Linked DNA regions of Homo sapiens: region 1 is linked to region 2. The links are chromatin loops, found by intact Hi-C in ENCODE. Cell type or tissue: heart right ventricle. All regions are shown on one strand. Links, peaks and the distances in the headings refer to the core of each region. The heading gives the core; the rest is flanking DNA. Region 1 has its middle 440 kb from the start of MIR5702. Region 2 overlaps IRS1 (insulin receptor substrate 1).

The links. Hi-C counts contacts between places; a loop is a spot of excess contacts. Peaks named below come from ENCODE experiments on the same cell type or tissue, not always from the same donor. Only the 100,000 strongest peaks of a DNase experiment are listed, where the experiment ranks them.
Region 1: it touches region 2 in a loop (2.9-fold over the local background); 9 of 110 quality-filtered maps call a loop at or near these places.

The regions. Positions count from the first base shown.
Region 1 is chr2:226,214,741-226,217,666 of GRCh38, forward strand. No RefSeq gene overlaps it. Among named protein-coding and RNA genes, the nearest start is that of MIR5702, 440 kb to the right of the region's middle. In heart right ventricle, for the core only: a CTCF peak has its summit at 1,370 (motif pointing right); a DNase peak (open chromatin) is centred at 1,368.
Region 2 is chr2:226,729,010-226,731,935 of GRCh38, forward strand. It overlaps IRS1 (insulin receptor substrate 1), which reads right to left. Exons shown (of 2, transcript NM_005544.3): 2 at 2,303-2,926. Among named protein-coding and RNA genes, the nearest start is that of IRS1, 69 kb to the right of the region's middle. In heart right ventricle, for the core only: a CTCF peak has its summit at 1,653 (motif pointing left); no DNase peak of the experiment used is centred there; H3K27ac peaks cover 336 bases.

The DNA.
Region 1 (2,926 bases), core at 108-2,607, 510 kb before region 2:
CTCTCCTCTCCATTTTCTCCTTCATGTTCTGAATTCAAACAAGAATTATAGTAAGAATATTTATCTTTCTTTAATGCAAATGTCAGTTGACAATGTGAAAGAAAGTAATTTCTATATAATGACATCCAGCTTAGTTAATCTAGTAAGCTAAGGAACCAGACAGACCCGGAAAATCCAAACTCTACTCTTTACCAGCTGTGTGACTTTGGACAAATTACTCAACATCTCTGTGCCACAGCAGCTCATTTGTAAAGTGAAAATAATGATACTTGTCTCATATGGCTGTGGTGAGTATTAAATAACTAGCAGACCTGTGCTTGGCACAGAAGTTGGCACATCCTAAGTGATCAATAAATGTAAGCTATCAGTATTATTATTTTGGAATTTATATGTGATTTTGATTATTAGAGTCAGTAGTGCTAGAACAAGCCAGTAATGCTTACCTTTTTAAGGAACTTAGAATATTTCAGCAATAGGAATTTCTTAATCCTAAGTGATTTTCATTTAATTGTGAAATATGAACTTGTTTTTTTCCAGTGGAATGCAATTAAAATTCACATTATAAACATATTTTTTTTTGTTCAGGGCTTAATAAAAATCTTCCTAGTGTTATAAATCTCACCTTGGAATTTCGAGTTCCAATTTGCACAAACCAATCAAAAAGCAATTATCATAAACAGCCAATCAACAGTACGAACTAAAATAAATCACCTATCACCCAGTTATGAGTGGGTGATAGATAATTTTCTCTAAAAAAGTCTTGCATTTATTTTTATCATTCTGTTATAAGATAAAGCAGTTACAACAAAATGTAGAGTGTAGATAGAATATTTTCCTAATATTCACTAAAATAAAATAACAAAGAAGCATTTTGATATTTCGTATGTGCTTCATTTGCAGTAAAAGCTCAGTTATTTTTAATATACCATCTCTGGCTTGCTAGAATGTTTCCAAAATTGTTATCTCCAGAATTTTCAATAAGAGCTTTGACACAACTGAGATGTATATCTGAATTTTTTTTTCTTGTCTGGAACATAAGAGAAACACACTGTTTATTCAAAGAACAAATAAGTGAATGAGTGAATGAATGAGTACTTTCTTCTAATGTTTAAGGCCTGTTTAAGTTTCAAAATTGTCACCTTCCTAATTCTTGCCCACAAGTGGTCCCAGAGACATAAAATGTTTTCATGCTCGAGGGAAAAAGAAAAGATAACTTTTTAAAAATAATCTACGCAGATCCACACTGCAGTGGTCATCAGAACATAGGCATTCTCCGAGGCCACCTTTTCCCATCCTCTTCCTTCACTCCCCACCTCCTGCAGGCCTCAGCTATGTTGTGCTACCTTCCTTTCCTTCCTCTTCCTCAAGGGGGCGCTCCAGACTCTAGACGGCTCAGCTTCAGCTTCACCTCCATACAACACCCCGAGTCTTCACCATCTTCTAATTACGCTGTCTGGAATGACTGAAAAAAAACTCTATATGCAACCCCAAAGTCACACCATAGGAGGAAACATTCAGAAGTACATACATGATACAATTTGGCATGAAGTGAATGGCAGTGGCTGAGGGTGTGGGGGGTAGATTATGATACAGTCAGCATTTCCTCAGTGTCTCTCTGCGGTATTTAAATATATAGTTTGTTCCATTTTCTTCACTTAAATATTTCACCCCTTAGCTAGTTGTTACGTATATTTTATTTATTCATCTCGATAAAGGATAGGATCCTCAGGCCGACATTTCCTTTAATAATAATAAAAGGGCTGGGGCTTGTTACCTCACTCCTGGTGCTCTCTCTAGAGGTTCCTTACACAAAGGACAAAAATGGCCAAGTGGAAAATGAAGTGCAGTTTACCGGAGTTACTGAACACTCTATAACGCTCCTCATGCAGGGCTTCTCTGGAAACCACTGCTGAATTGCAGGACTCAGGCTGAATTTCAAAGAGCTGTTTTTCACCGTGTCTGTGAATCTAGGATGGCTGTCCTGTGGGTGAGGCTCTGGGTCCAGTTACAGAGTGAGTCACATGGATAAAGATGGCGAGCCTGGCCTAGGGCCCATGTCCTGCCCCTGGAGCACCTAGGGCGGGGAGGGAGGGAAGCAGAGGGCACTTACAGCCCAGATGTTTGAAGTGATGAGAGACTTGCCTGGTGTATCTCCTGATACTGACAGCGTAACAGTCCTTCCAGAAACCTGGGTTTGTGCCCATAAAACTTTCTCCATAGGCAAGAATAGCCAGATGAGATTGGAGAGGGGCATCCTTCCCTCCCAGCTTACAATTGTCGACTGCTTACCAAGTGTCAAGCATTACTCTAATCAATATATCTACATTGCTTCATTTAATTTTCATAACAATCCTGATAGATAAATACTACTATTGTGTCCATTTTACAGATGCAGAAGTTGAGATTTAGGGGAGTTAAAAAACTTGACTAGAGTCGTAAAGCTGCCAGCAAACAGAACTGGCTTTCTCATCCAAGTCTGACTGGTGGAGTCTGCCACTTCTAGACATTATGCTAGATACCCTGTTTGGCAAATGGTTGTCAAGTATCTATGTTCCATGTGAACTCATTTTGAAAATTTCCACTGTGTCTACCCTGGCAAATCTACTGCTTTATTTCATCATTCAACAAATAAATTTATTAAAGACCTCCTCTTTGCCAATTACCATGTGAGGCCCTGGGGAACCAAGATTGAGCAAGAGAGAAAAGGGCCCTGTCCACGTTGAAGCATGCCCATCTGGGAAGATGGAAAACCCAATCAAATAAAATGATAGTGTCTAACAATACTTTCCCCTATATTGGGAAAGCACAAGTACCATTGGGCACTTAGCAACCATCTCTATATCAATCTACAGTGCTTGGAATTTATAATTCTTAAGATGCATAGAATATTGTTTTCTTAACACTGAACTTACTGTGCTAGGTAGTG
Region 2 (2,926 bases), core at 140-2,639:
CTTGGGAGACTGAGGCAGGAGAATCTCTTGAACCCAGGAGGCTGAGGTTGCAGCAAGCCAAGATCCCATCGCTGTACTCTAGCCTAGGAGACAGAGTGAGACTCTGTCTAAAAAAAAAAAAAAAAAGAAGTCCTCAGTATGGCAAGAAGCTCCTCCCCTCAGCAGCCTGTGACCACAGACTTACTCCTTATCTACCTCTAGGTTGCTGGGAAAATAAAATAATTGATATAAATCCTAGTGGCTAGCCCACAATGAATGCAGAATAAATGTTGCTATTGTTTATAATAGAATCAGTGAGGTAATTACAGATTCTCCTTGACCATTAATTCTCAAAGGCCTTTCATTGACATTTTACTTGCTATTTTGTTTCTGTATATGTGTAAAGGTAATAAGACAGTTATGCTATAAATTGCACCATTAATACATTCCAACTAAACTTCCCTCAAATTAATACTAATTATTGATGTTTACATATAATTTCAAAGGGATTAGAGTGATGTTTGCTTTGCAATACCATTGGGAGGGAAAAATCAGTGTTTAAGTATAAATGGAGGAAGATAATATAAAGTGAAGATCAAATAATGACTTTAAGCATTTACTAAATCATGTTGTGTGCTGCTTCTTAACAATAAAAATATCGCTTACACTGGCAAACAGAAGGAAGATCCCTCTAGCCTGGTGCACCAAGTAAGGGTGGAAAAGTCAGTCTTTATACTCTCAGCGGAGCATCATGCTCATAAAAATTTTTGTAATAATATTAAATTTTTTAATTAATATTTTTTGAGATGGGATTTTACTCTGTGGCCCAGGTTGGAGTGTGGTGGTGTAATCATAGTTTGTTGCAGCCTCAACCTCAGAGGCTCAAGCAACCCTCCCACCTCAGCCTCCCAAATATCTGGAACTACAGGTGCACACCACCACATCTGGCTGAATTTTTAAATTTTTTTTACAGATAGGGTCTCACATTTTTCTGCAGGCTGGTCCTGAACTCCTAGCCTCAAGTGATCCTCCTGTCTCAGCCTCCCAAAGCACTGAGATTATAGGCGGGAACCACCATGCTCAGCCTTAAATACTAAAGTGTCCAATAATGTGAGTTTGCCCTGAAACATAGGACACATCAATCATCTTCTATTTTAAATGGTTTAAGCAAGATAGCTCACAGAAGTTGGGGGTGCTTGACTGCTTCAATATTGGCAACATGATTTATTATTTTCAAAAATTATAGGTGTTATTATCCTTTCTAGTGGAGAAATGACCCACAAATCTCCAGTTGTACAGAAATCAGTATTTCCCAAACTTTCCAAGCAGAAGAGTCACCTGCTTAAAGATACACATTCCTAGACCACTCCAGGGAATCAGGATTTCTAATAGCAGCTCTAGTAATCGGACAAGTTTGGGTAACTCTTTCCAGCACTGGTTCTTAGCACTCACCACTTGCTAGAATCTGCTGGGAAGCATGAAAAACAGCAGCAACAACAATGATAACAGATGTCCAGGCCCCATCTCCAACCAATTTAATCAGTATGCATCTCCTAAGTTGGCCTGGCCATGGATGTGTTTTCTAAAGCCACTCAGATCATGCTAATATGCAGCCAGGCCTGAGAAACACCAACTGCTTTGCCTCGGTACTCAGTGTCATTGGAACTAGCAGGACTGGCCTCTTCTGGGAGCTGGTTAGAAGTGCAGGATCTCAGGCCTGGCCCCAGGCCCTGAGATGACGATCTGCTTTTTTTTTTTTTCTGAGATGGAGTCTCACTCTTTCACCCAGGCTGGAGTGCAGTGGCGCTATCTGGGCTCACTGTAACCTCTGCCTCCCAGGTTCAAGCAATTCTCTGCCTCAGCCTCCCGAGTAGCTGGGATTACAGGTGCCTGCCACCACGCCCGGCTAATTTTTTTGTATTTTTAGTAGAGAGAGGTTTTCACCATCTTGGCTAGGCTGGTCTTGAACTCCTGACCTCATGATCCACCCGCCTCAGCCTCCCAAAGTTCTGGGATTACAGGCGTGAGCCACCTGTACCCGGCCGAACAAATTCTTTAAGAGATCTGTGTGCACACTAAAGATTCAAGTATGCATATCAAGGGAACAAAAACCTTTCCACCAAGAGGATGGATTTTTGCTCCCCTCTCCCCTCTACCTTTGCCAGCACTACCATCAAAAGCAGCTTAAAACCTTGACTGAGGTCTTTTTCTTTATACACTTAGCCATTGAAAGCCAACTGAAGAGTGATAGGGTGAGGCCCACCTATCTGTTCCAAAATCATTTAGGAAAGCATGTTAAACAGCATACACTGCTCTTACCCAATCAAATGTCTCCGCAAAATTTAATTGGCAGTTTGTTTCATGTCCAGCAATCAAAGACATTAAGGACCACTAATATTTACATCCATGAATTCATTTAGACAGTTTTCTTTAATTGATGATGAAGACACTACAATTCTAAGTACCAGACAGAATCAGGAAAAAAAAAATTGAAAATAAGCATAACACTATAAAGAAAACTTGGAAAAGTGAAACACTTCTAAATAAAAAATATATACCTGGCCTGGCACCCATTACATATATACATAATACATGTTATAAACATATATACAGTAAATGTTTTGGTAGCAATACAGACCATGCATTGGTCTTTGTGTACACAGATGAAGTAGCACCGGGGCAGCACCACCATCTTAAGATGATAAACCAAACTGCACATACATTAAATGAAAATACATATATGTTTAATTTGGCCCACCCTGTAGCCAAGAGGTGTAAGGAAAGTACTTTGCAAGAAAAAATTGTTTTGGGAACTACATTCTTAAGCCAATGGTGAAGTTCTAAAAAGAAAAAGAAAAAAAAAACCCTACAAATGTCTATGCAAATATGGACAAGTTTTCCTGTTTACTGAATTTGTCCTATCCTATGGCATACTCGTTAACAGCAT